Linked DNA regions of Homo sapiens: region 2 is linked to region 1. Evidence: chromatin loops called from intact Hi-C (ENCODE). Cell type or tissue: dorsolateral prefrontal cortex. All regions are shown on one strand. Links, peaks and the distances in the headings refer to the core of each region. The heading gives the core; the rest is flanking DNA. Region 1 overlaps ADGRD1 (adhesion G protein-coupled receptor D1). Region 2 has its middle 39 kb from the start of LINC02414.

The links. Peaks named below come from ENCODE experiments on the same cell type or tissue, not always from the same donor. Only the 100,000 strongest peaks of a DNase experiment are listed, where the experiment ranks them.
Region 2: a loop joins it to region 1, with 5 times the contacts of the local background. A loop is called at or near these places in 2 of 110 quality-filtered maps.

Annotation. Positions count from the first base shown.
Region 1 is chr12:131,100,516-131,108,836 of GRCh38, reverse strand. ADGRD1 (adhesion G protein-coupled receptor D1) reads right to left here. Exons shown (of 25, transcript NM_198827.5): 16 at 3,903-4,006; 17 at 2,972-3,083; 18 at 1-113. Among named protein-coding and RNA genes, the nearest start is that of LINC01257, 60 kb to the left of the region's middle. RefSeq lists an enhancer at 3,733-3,802. In dorsolateral prefrontal cortex, for the core only: CTCF peaks have their summits at 3,792 and 3,994 (motif pointing left); DNase peaks (open chromatin) are centred at 2,754, 2,947 and 3,986; H3K27ac peaks cover 2,675 bases.
Region 2 is chr12:131,605,414-131,613,734 of GRCh38, reverse strand. No RefSeq gene overlaps it. Among named protein-coding and RNA genes, the nearest start is that of LINC02414, 39 kb to the left of the region's middle. RefSeq lists an enhancer at 5,901-6,090. In dorsolateral prefrontal cortex, for the core only: CTCF peaks have their summits at 4,330 and 4,532 (motif pointing left); a DNase peak (open chromatin) is centred at 4,494; H3K4me3 peaks cover 331 bases; H3K27ac peaks cover 3,031 bases.

The sequences.
Region 1 (8,321 bases), core at 214-8,213:
GACCCAAAGACCTTGATCACCATGCTGTAGAGGTGCAGCCCCTCCACCAGCATCCATGCGAAGGCACTCAGGAAGAAGTAGTGTAGGAGCACGGCCATCACTTGGCAGGGGGTCTAGGATTTAACCAGAGATGGGAAGTGAGACAGCTCTGGGGTGGGCCCTGGGCGTGGCTATGATCCCAGCCTCCCAGTATCCATGTCCTGGGTGGTCTTTTGGTCATGTGACCATGTTTCTTCCCAGGGTATCTTCCTGTTGCTCAAGCCCAGGGATTTGGGTGTAGCGCTTGACTCAGGGCTAGCCAATTACAGCACCATGTTGCCCCCAGGGATGGTGATTGGTTCAGGAGAGGGCACAGGACTCAGGCCCAACCAATCAGCAAAACTATCCATTCCTTGCAACAGGATTGGCTCAGGGATGGGCACATGACTCACCTGGTCCAATCAGGGTGGATTCTGGGGCTAAGGCAGGGACTATGGAAGAGTTTCCCTCCCTTCAAGTGAGGACTGGAGCAAGGAACTTTGGAAGCCACGTGGCTCCCAGAGAGGTGTGGAGCCTGCCGCCTGCCATGTGGCTGAACCCTACATGCTGGGACTTCTAGTTCTAACTAAATTGACTGCAGCTTCCAAGTTGTAGTTACCCAGAACTGAAAGGGGCTCAGGCGACCATGCTGCTCCATAGGCTTCCCCTCAATAGGGCTCAGGGACAGAAAGGCAGGGCCTTGGGAACCTCTCCATTCCTTGCCTGGGGCCTGGAGGCCCCAGGTGCCCAGGACGGAGAGAGTTGGGCCCTGCACAGTGCAGCCTCAGATCCTCCTGGGGCTCCACTCCTCTGCTCCCTGTGAGTCCAGGTGCTGGGAACAGCCAGGGCGTGTCCCTTAGCTCTAGATAAAAGGTCCAGGAAACCAGAGCCCAGGAAGGAACACAAACCAAGGACCCCAGGACAACCCAGCTCTGCTGGCGCTCCAAGTTCTGTCCTTCAGATACGCCCAAGGCAGTTAGTTCTCAGAGAAGAAATGTACAAGCCACTAAATGTGTTTCTTGTCATCATGATCTGTTATATCTAGATACAAAATAAGACATACCTATTATTTTTGTTGGCTCAGCAACCCCTGGCCCTGTGTCTTCCAGGACCAGCTGCCCCTTTTCCTTGGGGAGCAGCCCCTTCCTACCCCAGAGGCTCTGGTGGGACCAACCATTACAATCATCCTCTCCCATCTGGGCACAAAGGTTTACCCTGTAGGCATATCACTCAAACAGGACCAACTGGAGCCCTTCCCTGGGATTCTGACCCAGGTCTCTGGGAGAGCGGGACCCATCAGAGCCCTTCCCTGGGATTCAGACACGGGTCTCTGGGAGAGCGGGACCCATCAGAGCCCTTCCCTGGGATTTAGACACGGGTCTCTGGGAGAGCAGGACCCATCAGAGCCCTTCCCTGCGATTTAGACACGGGTCTCTGGGAGAGCGGGACCCATCAGAGCCCTTCCCTGGGATTTAGCCACAGGTCTCTGGGAGAGCGGGACCCATCAGAGCCCTTCGCTGGGATTCAGACACAGGTCTCTGGGAAAGCAGGACCCATCAGAGCCCTTCCCTGGGATTCAGACACAGGTCTCTGGGAGAGCGGGACCCATCAGAGCCCTTCCCTGGGATTCAGACACAGGTCTCTGGGAAAGCGGGACCCATCAGAGCCCTTCCCTGGGATTGAGACACAGGGTTCTGGAGGAAAGATGCTCTCCCAGTCCCCTAGGGCCACCAGCTGGGATTATAGACACCTGGAGCTGCTGCAGACCTGCCTCCCCTCCTGCTGCCAGCACACAGTGGGACCTTGCTCCCCAGTATGGACTTGAACAGGCAGCGTCAGCATCACCTGAATGATTGATAGAAATACAGCATTCTGAGCTCCACCCAGAGCTCCTAAACCAAAATCTGCACTGTAAGGAATCCTCATGGGAGGTTTCACACCGGAGCCTGAGAAGCGTCCAGCAGGAGAACATGAGGCCAGTGCACACCCCATCCATTCCACGGTGCATCCAGGAACTTCTCAGATGCTCCCGAGTCTGAGGTGGGGTGCCCTGTGAGGGAGGTGCTTGCTGCCACATGAAGGTGGGTCTGTCCATAGGCAGCAGCCCCAGGACATGCATGGGGACAAAGGGCTCTGCTGGGCAGTGAGGAGGAGAGGCTCTGCTGACCCGCTAGGCATGGGATAAAGCGTTCATCTTCTGTTGGCCAATCCTGATTGCACCCTAAGACCACAGGCTTATCCTGCTGGGTTCCTAAGAGCTTCTGCCAGAACCAGCTCCCTTTTTCCTCCCACACATGGAGCAGGCAGCCCTCTGTTTTTCTCTTCCATCAACTAGCTTACAAGCCCACATCATTCCACTGCTGGGTCACTTCAGAGAGTCTCAGCTCTTTGCCTTCTGTGAGGTCTAAGACTTCTTAGGGCCCCAGAGAACCCCCCACTCCATGCAAAGGGCAGGGAAAGATGGCATCTAGGTCTGCAGGTCTGCTTCGCTGAACAGAGGTGGCACAACTGTTTGCTGTCAAGCAGCTGATGAAGGGCACAGCCTGCAGCCAATAAGAGTCTTGGTCTGCCCACACCAGGCCGTCAGCTTGGCCAAGGACTGTGAGCCCTGTGCCCCAATTCCTTTATCTGTAGGCTGAGAGGATGACAGCTGGTTAGAGGGTGACATGGCTTCACAGATGCAAGCCCTTGTCATGGTGCCTCGCGCGTAGCTGGTGCTAGGCAGTGTGAGTGGGTGGCGGCAGCGGCAGCTTTACCCGAGGCTGGCGTGCAGCACAGAAACCAGCTCATGCACGTCACGATCTCTGCTTCCCCCGAGAAAACCACAGCCCTGGTTGTCTGGGGAGATGGGTTCTGAAATTTGAGTTGAAAAAGCTAGCAGAAGGTGCCACCCGGTGACATCCGAGGAGGCAAGGGAAGGACAGCGCAGGAACACGGAGCTGCGCCCACTCACCGTGCCCGGCTCGAGGCGGAAACTAATGAGCAGCAGGACCTGGGCCACCAGCACGGCGAAGGACAGGTTGGCGTGGATGTGGTAGCGCTGGTTCCGGATGGTGCTCACGGAGCTGAGGACAGAGGCAGGGTGTGAGGCCTGGGCCCTGCGCCGACCCAGTCCCCCAGGCTGGGCTCCCTGGCCCCACGAAGTCCCTATATCCATTCCTCCAAGAGCAGCCAGAGGGGTTGCTGTCACTCCCTGCTGTGGACCATCGATGGCTCCCTATTGCTCTTGGATCTGACCCCAGCTCCTTCCATGCCCACACAGCCCTACACAGTCTGACCCTGGGCCATGGCTCTGCTCTGAGTTCCTTTCTTTCCCAGCTCATGTTCCTGCTTCTCAAAGCCCCAGCTTATTCCAGCTGTGGGGCCTTTGCATAGCTGTTCCCATGCAGTAAACCCTCTCCCAGGTCCCCGCATGGCGGCCCAAATGTCTCCCTCAGCGTAAGCTTCCTGACCACTGCTGGGACCTAGCTGCACCCCTCGCTCTCTGCCCTGCTGCCTCGTGGCGTGATCACAGTGAAGATGTTTGTTCTCGCTTTTGTTTACTTGGTTATTGTCCAGCCCCCATCCAAGCATGTTCTCATCTCTCTTGGGCACAGTCGGGCCCTCAAAGCCGACCACACGCCTGTGCTGAGGAACGTGGGAGCGAGAGTGAATATCTGAGCACAGGGCTGAGGTGTCCCCAGGCCCATGGCCATCCCCTTTTGCCTGGCTCGGGTTCCACCAGAATTCCTGTGCCTGGGCTGGGGGCCTTTCCAGACCTTTCCAGCTAAGCCTGGTGCTCTTACCTCCACAGCCCCTCCCCTCTCCCGTGTCTCTTCCATCTTGAGATCTGGGTGCAGGCAGGGGCCGAGAGACTGTTGGGTGGATTAGAAAAGGGGACTCACGACAGCACGGCGAAGGTGACCAGCGTGGCCACCAGGCAGAGCACGGAGAGGGAGCAGCCCACATAGCTGATAGACGACAGCGCCACCTGGTGTCCGCGTGCAAGCTGCGGGGAGCAGAGCAGAGGCGTCAGCAGCAGGCCCAGGCACCCCATCGGAGCCTGAAGCTGCAGAGGGCCCAGGTGGGTGCACAGCTGGTCCCCTGTGAGTGTGGTGCTGACCACCAAGCCTGCCTCCCAGCCCAAATGTCTGTTGCTGCCACCGACAGAGGCCGGTGCTGGGGTTGCAGCCCTGGTTCTGTGCGTGCATGTCCGGTGCCCCGAGGTGCCCTACAGAACACTGAGGCTCCCTCAGCCACAGTCTCCAGACTGTGGCTGCCTGGCCCGGGCAGGCGCTGAGCCTCCTGTCTACACTGCAATACACAGGGCTGCAGACTAACAGTCAGCCCCAGAGCCAGACCTCCCGGGTTCAAGTCCCAGCTGGGCCACGTCCTGGCTGACAATCTGGGCCATGTGACACTCGGCTGTGAAATGAAAATAATGACCCCTCTCCATTCCCACAGTGGCCGCAAGGACTCCATGAATTTACAAACATAAAGTGCTGGAGCAGCTAGGGAAGAGCTGGTTACCGCCCCGGCCTGAGGCCACGACCCTCCCAGTCCCCGCACAAAGTAGTGCTAGGGAAGAGCTGGCTACCGCCCCCGCCTGAGGCCACAACCCTCCCAGTCCCCGCACAATGGCTGCCGCCTGCACACTGTGGGCCTCAGGAAAGCTCTCTAAATGGACACGGTGGTGATCGCCAGCACCCGTGTCTGCTGGGTCCCAACACCTTGTGGGAATGAGGCAGAACAGAACACACCTGGGGATTAAGCGGCTGCAGGGCCACAAAGGATAGAACCGAAGCCGCAGTTCACCGACCGCACAATCCAGACGGCGCCCCCTCGGTTCTGAAGTCGGGGCCTCAAGCTCAGACACATGTGACCCTGCGCTCCAGGAGGCTCCGGGCTCCTAAGCCACAGGCCTGGAAGGGCAGCCTCCCAGCTGCTCACGTGCAGGAGGGCGCCACGTGCTTCCTCCTGTGGCCCATGGCTCTTGTCAGAGGCCCAGCTGAAGCCTGAAGCCTGCATCATGCTGTCCCTGTCCGGCACTGAGGCCCCAGACCCCAGACCCACGTCCCCCCGTCCTCCGAGACGCCTGCCTCCAGCTTCCTCCTGTGGCATGCGGGTAGGGGGAGTCTAAATGCCTTCTCCCCGATCACCAGGACAAAGGAACAAAAGGAGGCCACTCTGAGTGTGTAAGGAGCTGTTGGCAATGAGGGAGGAGATGCCGCAGGCCCAGGGGGCCCCAGCTCAGGGTGAGGCAGGTAGTGCACTGGACCACGGGGAGCAACCTGGGGCCAGGGGGCCATGGGAAGCCCGAACACTCAGCAAGCACCGCCTTCAACTGTGATTCACAGCGGAGTGGGCTCACGCCCGAGGGGCTACAGACGTGCTAGATTCCTGGGTGCGTGGGGCTGGGGTAGGGGCAGCCTGGACGCCACAGCCTGTGCCTCCCATTTTAGCAGGAGCTCATTTTCACCCTGCAGGCCCTGGTATCTTCTCTGAGAACCAGTGCTTGCAGAAGGCAGGGCCTTGGCCTGGCCCCCTTCAGGAGTGAAACAGCTGTTGCCATGACACCAGCAGCATTTCCCCTGGAGGGGCCCTTTTGTGCTCTCCGGCTCAGGGACAAGGCAGAGAGGCTGAGGGCTGGGCAGAGCCACCTGTGCTGAACGCCGGCTCAGGCCTCAGCAGGCAAGGACCTGCGCACAACTTCCAATTTCCCAGGGGCTGGACTTCCCTCTCCACGGACGTTGTGGCTATCACGGGAAAGGTGGGCACTGCGTGGCCAGGGCCAGGGAGACGGAAGAATCCCCCTTCCAGGTTCATGATGCCCCAGGGAGAGAGGAGGGGCAGTCACAGGGGAGCCCATCAGTATCCCTGAGGATGAGAGGGAACTTTGAAGAAATGGGGCCCCCGTCCCCTCAGGAGAATGGCTGCGGTTTCTTGTTCTTGTTTCTGGTTATTGCAGAATCATGCAGTTAGGGGTAGGAGAGCCCCACTACTCCTTCTCCCATGGATAAACCTTTTTCCTTCAACTCCTGGGCCTGGCCTCCCATATTTGAGAAGACCTTCAGGCTGTTGACCTCTGACCCCTGGGAATCACAGCCATGCCCGTGGGCTTCCCTGCAGCAGGTGCCACGATGTCCCCTGGGTGTGTGCCTCCATCTTGGCTTCCCCTGACCCTCATGGGCTCTCCTGCACTGGGCTTGAGGAACTCAAGGTGGAGACTTTGGTGAACTCACACCGACTCTGCCCAGAGCCCACTCCCTATCGCTGCCTGGCAACACCCAGGGCACCTGGGACGCTGTGGGCGAACAGGGGCCTCCCGGGGGCCCGAGGCTGCCCAGTGCTGCCCATCTCTGCTCCACCAGGTGGGAGCTGAGGTCACAGGCATCTTCTGCCAGCAGAAGGGGCCTTGTGGGAGGGGTAGGCACTCATCAGTCACCTGCCGAGTATGTTTGGCAAAACAAGTTCCTCAACAGGCGGGTGCTGCCAGTGCATTCCCACCGCAGCATTCTCGGCAATGGAAACAAACATCTCCACCTGCAGACCGACGGGCCAAGAGCTACTCCCATTAATCGCATAGCCGCGGTGGGTGAAGGGAACTCAGTTTCTAGGCCACATTCCCCACGCTAAGTGTGTGACACTCCAGTTTCCGCATGACATTATTAGCAAATTGTCCATGAAATGATGTTTCTGCTTTCAGATAAGTTTGGAAAAAGCTCCATTCTCTGCACCCCTTAAAAGACTTTTTGGATGAATATAAAGCCACTTAAGAGTTCTGAGGATTCTGCAGGTAAAATAAACCCCCCTGTTCAGCTATGTTCAACTTGGCATCTCTTAAACTCTTTGGAGGAGGAAGGGAAGAGACCCAATGACAGCAATAGAGATGTGGTTTAAGAAGTGCTGTTTTAGAGGAAGTGAGATGTTTCAGAAACTAAGAATAAAACCAAATACAGGACACACTGACATTATACTGGATATGCAATCTTTCTAAGACAACTGAAAAGTCTTGTCTCTCACACTGATCTCTGCCTAGAGATGGAAGTAAGGGTCAGTTACAAGAGTTTTGGGCCTCAGCAGAGGGAATGGTTCTTGGAAACGAACGTCCAGCTCTTCAGCAGTTACCAAACTGAATTCAGTTAAAAACCAATGGAGGCCAGACACAGTGGCTCACGCCTGTAATCACTCTGGGAGGCCGAGGCGGGCAGATCACCTGAGGCGAGGAGTTTGAGACCAGTCTGGCCAACATGGTGAAATCCCGTCTCTCCTAAAAATACAAAAATTAGCCAGACATGATGGCCCACACCTGTAATCCCAGCTACTCAGGAGGCTGAGGCAGGAGAATCACTTGAACCCGGGAGGTGAAGGTTGCAGTGAGCCGAAATCGTGCCACTTGCACTCCAGCCTGGGCGACAGAGCCAGACTCCATCTCAAAAAAAAAAAAAAAAAAAAAAAAAAAGAAAGAAAGAAAAAGAAAAAAAATAAAAGAAAGAAAAGAAGAAAAATCAGTGGAAACACTGCTAGTAAAGGAAAGAAAGCAGTGGTGTCCAAAAGCCTGCCTGGCCCACTGCCCTGGGAAGCCCCCCAAGAGATGCACCCCACACAGGTCTCCACCCCACAAAGCCCTGGCTCCTCCCCACCCCTGATCATCTCTGCTCTACCCAAGTCATCTCATGTCCCACCAGAGGGATGCATATCACTCTCGGACACCATAGCTGCATTTCATGGGGCATCGTCTCTCCCCCAGGGACACGGGAAGCCCTGAGGATGCATTAGGGAAGCTTTTCCTACCTCATCTCGCAGCTCTAAGAACAGCAGTGAGCAGTACTGGGAACAATGGTAACCAGAGGTATTTGCTGAAGGCGTCAGGGGAGAAAGAGCCCTCACATCTACCCATCTGACTCTGCCACTGATTCAACAGACAGATTTCCTAAATCTACATCACTGATTAATATCTTTTAAATTGAGAAAATAAAGCTTTAGCTCATCTATTTGCAAATGCAGTGAGGTTCCAGTGGGCTGACATGAGAGTTCGCTGCACACTGGGCTGCAGTTGGTCAGCCAACTCTCTAAAACATCTTAATCTCCGTTCTTGGCCACCCATTCTACTGGGAGTTTCTGACAAATGGGAGTCTAGCCCTAGCCCCAGACCCACACCTACCCACTTATGCCTTAAGCCTTCCAACCATATTATCGATCAACCTTATCGCCAACCAACCATGCCATCAACCAACCCATTATCAATCAACCCACCATCAACCAACCCATCATCAATCAACCTTACCATTAACCAAGCCTACCATCAACCAACCTTACGTTCA
Region 2 (8,321 bases), core at 189-8,188, 500 kb before region 1:
AACTTAATTTAACACCAGGGACCTCAGTTTTAAAAATCACATACTCTCTTTTTCTTCCCTCCCTCTCCTCTCACTCCGATTCCTTCCCTCTCCGGACACTCCCCTGTAGCAATGCACACTCATCTAATTAGATTCTTGCTTAAGAAATTGCAGAGGCTGATCTCAAAACAAACCGGGCACTGAGCCCCCATTGTGGACTCTGCTGCTTAGGGGAAGTCATGACCAACGTCCACCACCACCGGGCCCAAGTCAACATGGCACCATCCAGACCTCCGTCCACCCAAGACAGCCACTGGGGTGAGACACACAGGCCCTGCACCCCGCGTGGCTCCCGTGTCACGTTTCCCAGCTCCCCGTGGCACATTTTAACATTTAAGATGGTGCTTTAGAACACCAGTTCATCTTCTTGGCTTGTTGGCTTTCCGATGAAAGCTGCTTTCCCTCCCACCACCCCTTGGCCCTCATGTCTGGCTTTTGAGTGGTGAGCCGTTGAACCTGGGTTACAGAGGGTCCAGGGCCCAGCTTGTCCCTGAGGTTCAAACCCAGCAGGCCCCAGGCGGCTGTCACCAGGGACCCAGCTATGGTCTGAATGCTTGTATCTCCCCAGACGCATCTGTGGAAATGCTAACCCCCAAGGTGATGGTGTCAGGAGGTGGGAACTCTGGGAGGTGATGAGATTATGAGGACTGAGCGCTTTTTCTGGGGTTAGTGCCCTTCCAAAAGGGACCCTAGGAAGCCCCCAATCCCTTCCACCATGCAACAATGTAGTCAGAAGGCGTCGTCCATGAACCAGGAAGTGGTCCTCATCAGATGCTGACTCTGCCAGCCTCTAGAATGGTGAAAAATAAATTTCTGTTGTTTCTAAGCCACCCATTCTGTGGTTTTGTTTCAGCGGCTCAAATGGACTGACCAACACGGATTCTAATGTGGCTTCTCGGGGTGGGGGGCCGCGTCCCATCCCTGCTCTGTTTAAACCCAGGGCTCTGCAGCCTCGGCTGCCGTGGTCCACATGGGTCCCCTCGAGGGCCACAGTCCACCCAGGTCAGCCTGGGCAGAGGCCAGAGAAGGGGGCCGAGGCGGGGGAGAGGTGGGTGAAGAAACACTGGGCGGTCCATTGGTGACAATCGGAAGACCTCGCTGATGGCAGGGGTCCCTGGATTCTTTGAACCAGGGGACACGCGGCAGACCTGGCCACTCCCCCTACATGGCAGCAAGTGCCGGGCTGGGCAGCCACCCCCAGATGCTCACTCCCTGCGGGTCCCATAGCCTGCACAGGTGCCCCACTGGTGCCACACCCCTGAGTGTGGGCACGGGGCCTGTGCCCTTCCCTCTGCTCCATGTTATCAGCACAGTGTGGATGAGTGTGGGTCCCGAAGTGCAAAATGAGAAAATCTTCCCCCAGTGCTGTAGCTCCACCCAGCCCAGCGGTAACCGGAGAGCCAGCGGCCCTGCAGCAGGACCCTAATGAGAACTGCGCCTGTGGCAGGAAGGACACCTTGGGCTGTGTGTACACGTGTAGACAGGACACGGGGACATAGACGCTGGATTCCTGCTAACATCACAGCCTCAGGCCCCAGGCAAGAGAGGGTCAGGTCAGGTCCCCAAATGAGCAATTAGAGAGGTTACTTTCAAGTGGAGAGCCAGTGGCGAAGTAACTTAATTCTGCAAAGTGTCGTGACTCAAGACTCAGGCAGGTGGAAGGAGCGGGTGGGCGGCTCACAGCGGAGTGGGGAAGGGGCAGGATCCCCACGATGTCAGCGGCCAGGTGGGGTGGAGACCGAGGGCAGGACCCCACCCCAGGGGATTTTTCCAGGGTCTCGACAGCACCACAGGCTCACCCCATCACGATTTGGAATACGTGGCCCTGGGTTTCCTCTGGGCTGGTGGGCCATTTGGTGGGGCACAGAGCCGGAAACAAGTGCACCATGGATCATGTGGCATGGCTGCAGGGAGGACAGGGCCTGGGGGGCACAGAGCCAGGGCACAGGGAGCCTGGGCCTTCTTGTGCAGGTGGGTGGGGCCATGCTGGGCAGGGGGAGCAGGCACCCCTGCCTGTACAATGGATTGGCACAAAGGACCCCTGAGTGGACTCAGCCCACGTCAGAGCCGTTTCCGGGCAGTTGGGTGCAGGCTGGATGGAACCCCACACACCACGTGTGGACTCAGCCCACGTCAGAGCCGTGTCCGGGCAGCTGGGTGCAGGCTGGATGGAACCCCACACACCCCGTGTGGCTGAAGGGTCTCTGGTTGGCTTCTCTCTGCCCCAGCCCACGTGAGGCACAGTCAGCATGAACTGTGGGGCCTCCGCTCTGCTGAGCCCCAGGGCTAGGTCTGCAGAAAGCAGAGGCTCATTTAGACCCCAAACACCCAACTACCCAAGGCACCAAGACTGGTTGGCTGCAGAGGAACTGAGACCCAGAGTTATTTTTAATGAGTGAAATAGAGGAGACGGCTTCGTCTCCGTCTTCCTGGCCCAGACACTATCTCCCTCCCATCTCCACTGTGCACACCCGAGCCGCAGGCACCATGCCCTCATTCCACAGGCACTCCAGCCTGCCCTGTGAAGGCTGCTGCTGCTGTAGCAGGTGCCTTGGAGGCTCTGCCCTGCCCACATGCCGCTCCTGTTCCAAGAAACAGCCCACAGCCCGACCCTGCAAACTAGCCAGCCTGCAGTGCGGCCCACATCTCCAGGAATCTGCTGTCCACTGGCGCCTTCCGCCACACCTCCGCTGTTCTTGAGAGCATCCTTGGGCTTCAACTTCCCCATACTGTGCTGCAGATGAAGTTAGTTTCCTTGGGAAGAGACCTGGAGCCCTCACTTTTACCCTCCCCTGGGCAAAATCCCTGAGCCTCCACTCTGGAGCTGGAACTGTGTGTAGGGACATTGCCCGCTTCCTGCCAGGTGTCACCATCCTGTCCCATCTTAGGGACCCAGGACTCTATCCAGCAGGCTACGGTGTGGGAAGGGATGCTGTTTAAACAAGAAGGCAGAGGAGCTGGCAAGCGGGCCCAAGGGGTGTCCAGAGAAATGGGAGGAAAACCAGGAAAGTTTAATGACAGAAAAGGCAAGAAAAGAGAGGGTGCCAGGAAGAGGAGGCCGGCTGCCCCCGCTCTCCCTTGCAGGTGGCTTTGTCATCTTTCCTCTGCTGGTCTGACTTCTCTGCCCCTCTGTCCATGAGGCAGAAGGTGCTCCCCACCCAGCACACAGCCCCGAGATTCCTCATATCTTGCTTACGAGGCAGGCTCAACCCGAAACAAGACTCTTGGCGCCCAGGCCAGGTGGCCAGGGAGAGGCCTGCTTGTGTCAGAGGTCATCAAAGGTCCAGTCAACTGTGCCCTGGAGGGTGTGGCCTCCTCATAGACAGGTGGGATCTGGGACCACTGCGGGCAGCCACTCTCCAGCTCCTTCAGACGAACCTGCTCCAACGGACCCAGTGTTGCCATGGGCTATAAAACGGGGGACACTCCTGTCCCACTGCAGCTCTGCAGGCTCTTGATTAATTTCTGAGGTTGACCATCAGAAGCTTCACATTCGTGGACGAAGACAGAGAGGGCCTCCACCAACAGGGCTACAATGTTGTCTTTTCATGCCTTGTTCCCTACCCGTTGGGCAGGTGAAGCCACGGCTGTTTCTTTCATGCCGCTCTTAAGGCTATGGGAACACAAGGCCCACATCTCCTGTTTTGTAGCTGAGTTCTCTAAAGCTTTCCATGATGGCCCCACCGCCCTTCTCTCATGATCAAAGGTGCCAGCGTCACCAGCCGCTTCCCTGGGATGCCCTGCATTGCTGCCAAGGAGCCAGGGATGGCTTGGGGCCGCCTTCCCACCAAAACCCCACAGCGAGGTCCCCAGAGTCTCTCATGGTTTGCTGCAGGCAGCCACATTCCTGCCTCCAAGTACTGATTTTTGAGACAACAGAGCACAGCATTAGGCTTCAGATGGATTAGCTAGGTGCGCTAGCCTTCCTCAAAAAGCTGCTGGAACAGACAGTATTGCATTCATGTTAATGGCTGAGTAGTACCCCTTGGTGTATAGACACCACGTTTTCTTTATCCATTCAGTAGCCGATGGGCAGCAACTCGGACGGAGCTGGGGGCATTATTCTAAGTGAAGGAACACAGGCGTGGAAAACCAAAACCACATGTTCTCACTTGTCAGAGGGAGCTAGGCTGACTACGCGAAGGCGTACGGAGTGATGTAATGGGCTCTAGAGGCTCAGAAGGAGGAGGGCGGGATGGGGCTAGGGATAAAAAGACCTACACGCTAGGACAATGGACACCCCTTGGGTGACGGGGGCACTAGAATCTCAGAATTCACCACCACACAATTCATGCATGTAACAAAAACCACCAAAATGCTATCGAAGTAGAAAAAAAACCTGTAAAATACAAAAAACAAACCAACTTCTTTTTGTTTGGAAAATCAACAAATTTGATTTTCCTGTTGTGTCTCTGACCACAGCCTGTCTGGCGGGAGGAGTCGGTTGCAGGCTGAGCAGGAAGGGCGGCCCCAACCTCCCCCTGGAGGCCCGTCCTGGAACTGCGTGTTTCTGTTCCCGCAGAACCACAGAAGCCACGTGTCAGAGTGAACATGGGGTGTTGGCTTGGCTCCCCCAAAGATTTTAAAAGCAGAAACTCTCCAAGCAAAATATCTGCGTTGTCTATGGTGGAACTTGCCTTAGTGATGTTGCTGCATTCGCCAACACCTGCTCCATATCAAAGACAAAATAGTGGTGAGGAGGTGTGGGGATACGAGAGACAATATCCCAAACTGGGCTTAAACATAAGTGATCACACATGGTGTGGCGCTTTCACATAAATTATGCGCGTTTCCATGGAAACAACGCAGAAATCAGACGAAGGCAGTACATGCCAAATATAAAGTATTTAATTCTAAACAGTAACAGATTTTAAACTGTTTATTCCCAGAATTGCTTCAAATGGTCACATGGCAAAAACAAATGCCATTAATGTGTTTTTGCTTCTCTCTCATTTGTCCATTGCATTGATTTCCTATGAAATGTAAATAAAACAATTAAAACAAAATTGATATCGAATGCAACTGAAGAGAAGTAAAAATCGCAAGCCCCAGTGGTATTTTTAATCAGAGCTAACCCATCATAGATGAAAATTAAGGAAGAATTTATGCTAGGACTGTAATGTTACTAACTGAGGACCTTCAATTCTTTATTCACCTATTTAAATGATCTTTGCTGGACATTTCTAAGAGTGAAATTCTTCATTTACAGTTTCTACCGCTCAATTTTGTAATAAAACAAAAATGTCAGACCATCCAGACACATGAAAGAGCCAAAATGAAGTATCCCACAAAGACTTTTGGAAGGTAGAAAAACAAACAAACAAACACAATTCATCAAAAAAACCCCAACCTACTGATGTTGAGAGAAATCACAAAAACAATCTGAGGATGGATGAATGACAACCAGCCCCTCCTAACCTCCCAACATGGTAACTATGATAAATTACCACCGGTGACAGTGACTCACCCTCCACCACTGCTGGAATCCGTGGCCTATACACAAAAAAGTCTGGAAAACAACTTGAAGGACCATGTGTGTGAGAAAGAAAAGGAATTCTGTGTGTAGGGGAAGATGCCTCTGTAAGGTCTGAACAGCCTTCCTGAAGGCATCCCTGGTGCAGTGTGACCACGGATGACCGCACCCGACCAGCCACTGCATGCAAAGTGAGATCTTATGGCTGTCATACTGAGCATGCACTGAAACCGGTGACCCAACACCATTGGGTCCCTTCCCTGAGGCACCTGTACTCCGTGTGAATACACAAGACACACAAAGGTTGAATTAGTAATCTCATACTGGTGTTGGTATGTTTATAGTTCATAAAATACCTCCGCATCCTTCATGTTTGCTCACAAGTCTGTTTAATATTAAATGAAATCACAGATTCTCAGAACTGGAAGGAACTTCAGAGGACAGCTAATCTGATTTCAACTGACTCAAGACAGGCTTAAAAATAGAAAATGAAACAGAAATTCAAAACAATGAAGACACAGGCAGTACAGGAATAGCTGTCAGTGGATTGTACAAACACTCACTTCTCTTCCTCCTAACTCCCACAGAATCCCCCAGGTAATGTCGGATCCAAAATCTACCTCTATGATTCCACTGAGATTAGGTTGAGATGAGTTAATGCCAGAGTTAAACCGGAATAGAATACCAACTGGCAAGTTTGAGAGGGTGACTGGGAAGAATCTGAGAGGGGAAACAGATGGACGTGGCCCTCCATATCCATAGGCCCCATGTCCTTGGACCTCAGATCAAAAATATTAAAAAATAACCTGGGGCCGGGCATGGTGGCTCACGCCTGTAATTCCAGTACTTTGGGAGGCCGAGGTGGGCAGATCACTTGAGGTCAGCAGTTCAAGACCAGCCTGGCCAACATGGTGAGACCTCATCTCTACTAAAAATCCAAAAATTAGCTGGACGTGGTCTTGGGCCTCTGTAATTCCAGCTACTCGGGAGGCTGAGGCAGGAGAACCTGGGAGGTGGAGGTTGCAGTGAGCCAAGATCGCACCACTGCACTCCAGCCTGGGCAACAGAGTGAGACTCTGTCTCAAAAAACAAAAAACAAACAAAACCCAATAAAAATAACAATACAACAATCAAAAGTAAATAAAAAAGCAGTGATAACAACTATTGGCACGGTATTTGTGTTATCTTGAGTATTATAAGGAATGCAGAGACAATTTAATGTATACAGGAGGATGTGCCTAGGTTATATGCAAATAACACACCATTTTATATAAGGGACTTGAGCATCTTCAGATTTTGGTATCCATGGGAGCCTCAGAACCAACCTCCCGAGGATACTGAGAGACGACTATTGTCTGAAAAAGTTGGTGAATTTGTGCAGTTGGTAAATGGGGCACAAGAACAGTTTCACAACAGTATTCTAGGGTTGCACAACGATGTCAGACGTTTCTCTGTCTGGGCATGAAACCGCCTCTGCAAAAATTAGAACTGAGGAAATTATGGCGGTGAAACAGATCTGACCTAACCGACTCCATCTTGCTTCTCACCTCCAAGCTGTCCTTGTTCATTCCTGGGCGTAGGCTGAGCTTACTTTGGAAGGAACTTAGTTTAACTTTGAAACAAAGATGATAACAGCTCTTTCCCAAAACAAAACCCCTCCTTGCCTAGGGACTTGACTTACGAATTAGAAGATTAGAAATTACGGTACAGAGTCACTGTCGTAAAACCTGAGATCAGGGCTTCAGATATTTTGCAGACCTTGCATTCTGATGCACCAGCTGACTCCACCCAGAAAAATAAACTGGCTCATTTGGTCTTGTGGCCCCTACCCAGGAACTGACTCAGTGCAAGATGACAGCTTTGACTTTCTATGATTTCATCTCTGACCCTACCAGTCAGCAGTCCCCACTTGCCAACCCTCTACCCACCAAATTATCCTTAAAAACCCCAATCTATGAATTTTTGGGGAGGTCGATTTGAGTAATAACTCCATCTCCCACATGGCGTGGCCGGCCTCATGGCAATTAAACTCTTTCTTGACTGCAGTGCCGTGGTCTTTATTTGTGCAGTGGGCAGGAACAACCCGTTGGACAATCACAGGCACTGTTAGTGGACCCAGATTTTCAGTTATGCGTCTGAATTAGACCTTGGCCCAGATTGGAAAGAAATGTGAGTACAGTTCCAAAATTACACTCTCTAGCAGAAAAGACCTCCCACACCTGTTGAGATGCTTCTGTCCTGAAACCTGGGGGAATGTCCTTAAGGAAAAGGTTGGAAAATATTAGATATGGGAAAGCTCCAGGAGAATAATGAAAAACAAAACAAAACCAAAACCCTGGGGATTTTGATGATTTTTTGTTGCTGCTGTTTTGCGCTTGTTTTTGAACCTTAAAAAAGTCTTGCTGGGAAAAGAAGGGGATGAAAAGAAGTTGCTTGGGGTTGAGGTTTTTAAACATTATTGTCGATGGTGCAGGGGCTTTCTTGTTTCTGAGGTTTGCTCTTCTGAAAATAACAAAGTAGAACTCAGCTTGGGCTCTGTGGGGTCAGGAGGGAATCACCCTCTCCAGGGTTAAAGGTGAGGGAAGTGTCAGAGGCATTTGAACCAGAATGACTCCATCTTGAACAGGGGCTGAGTAAGATCAGGCTGAGACCTACTGGGCTGCATTCCCAGCAGGTTAGGCATTCTAAGTCACAGGATGAGACAGAAGGTCGGCACAAGACACAGGTCACAAACCCAGCTGATGAAACCGATTGCAGTAAAGATGCCGGCCAAATCCCTCCAAAACCAAGATGGCAATGAGTGACCTCT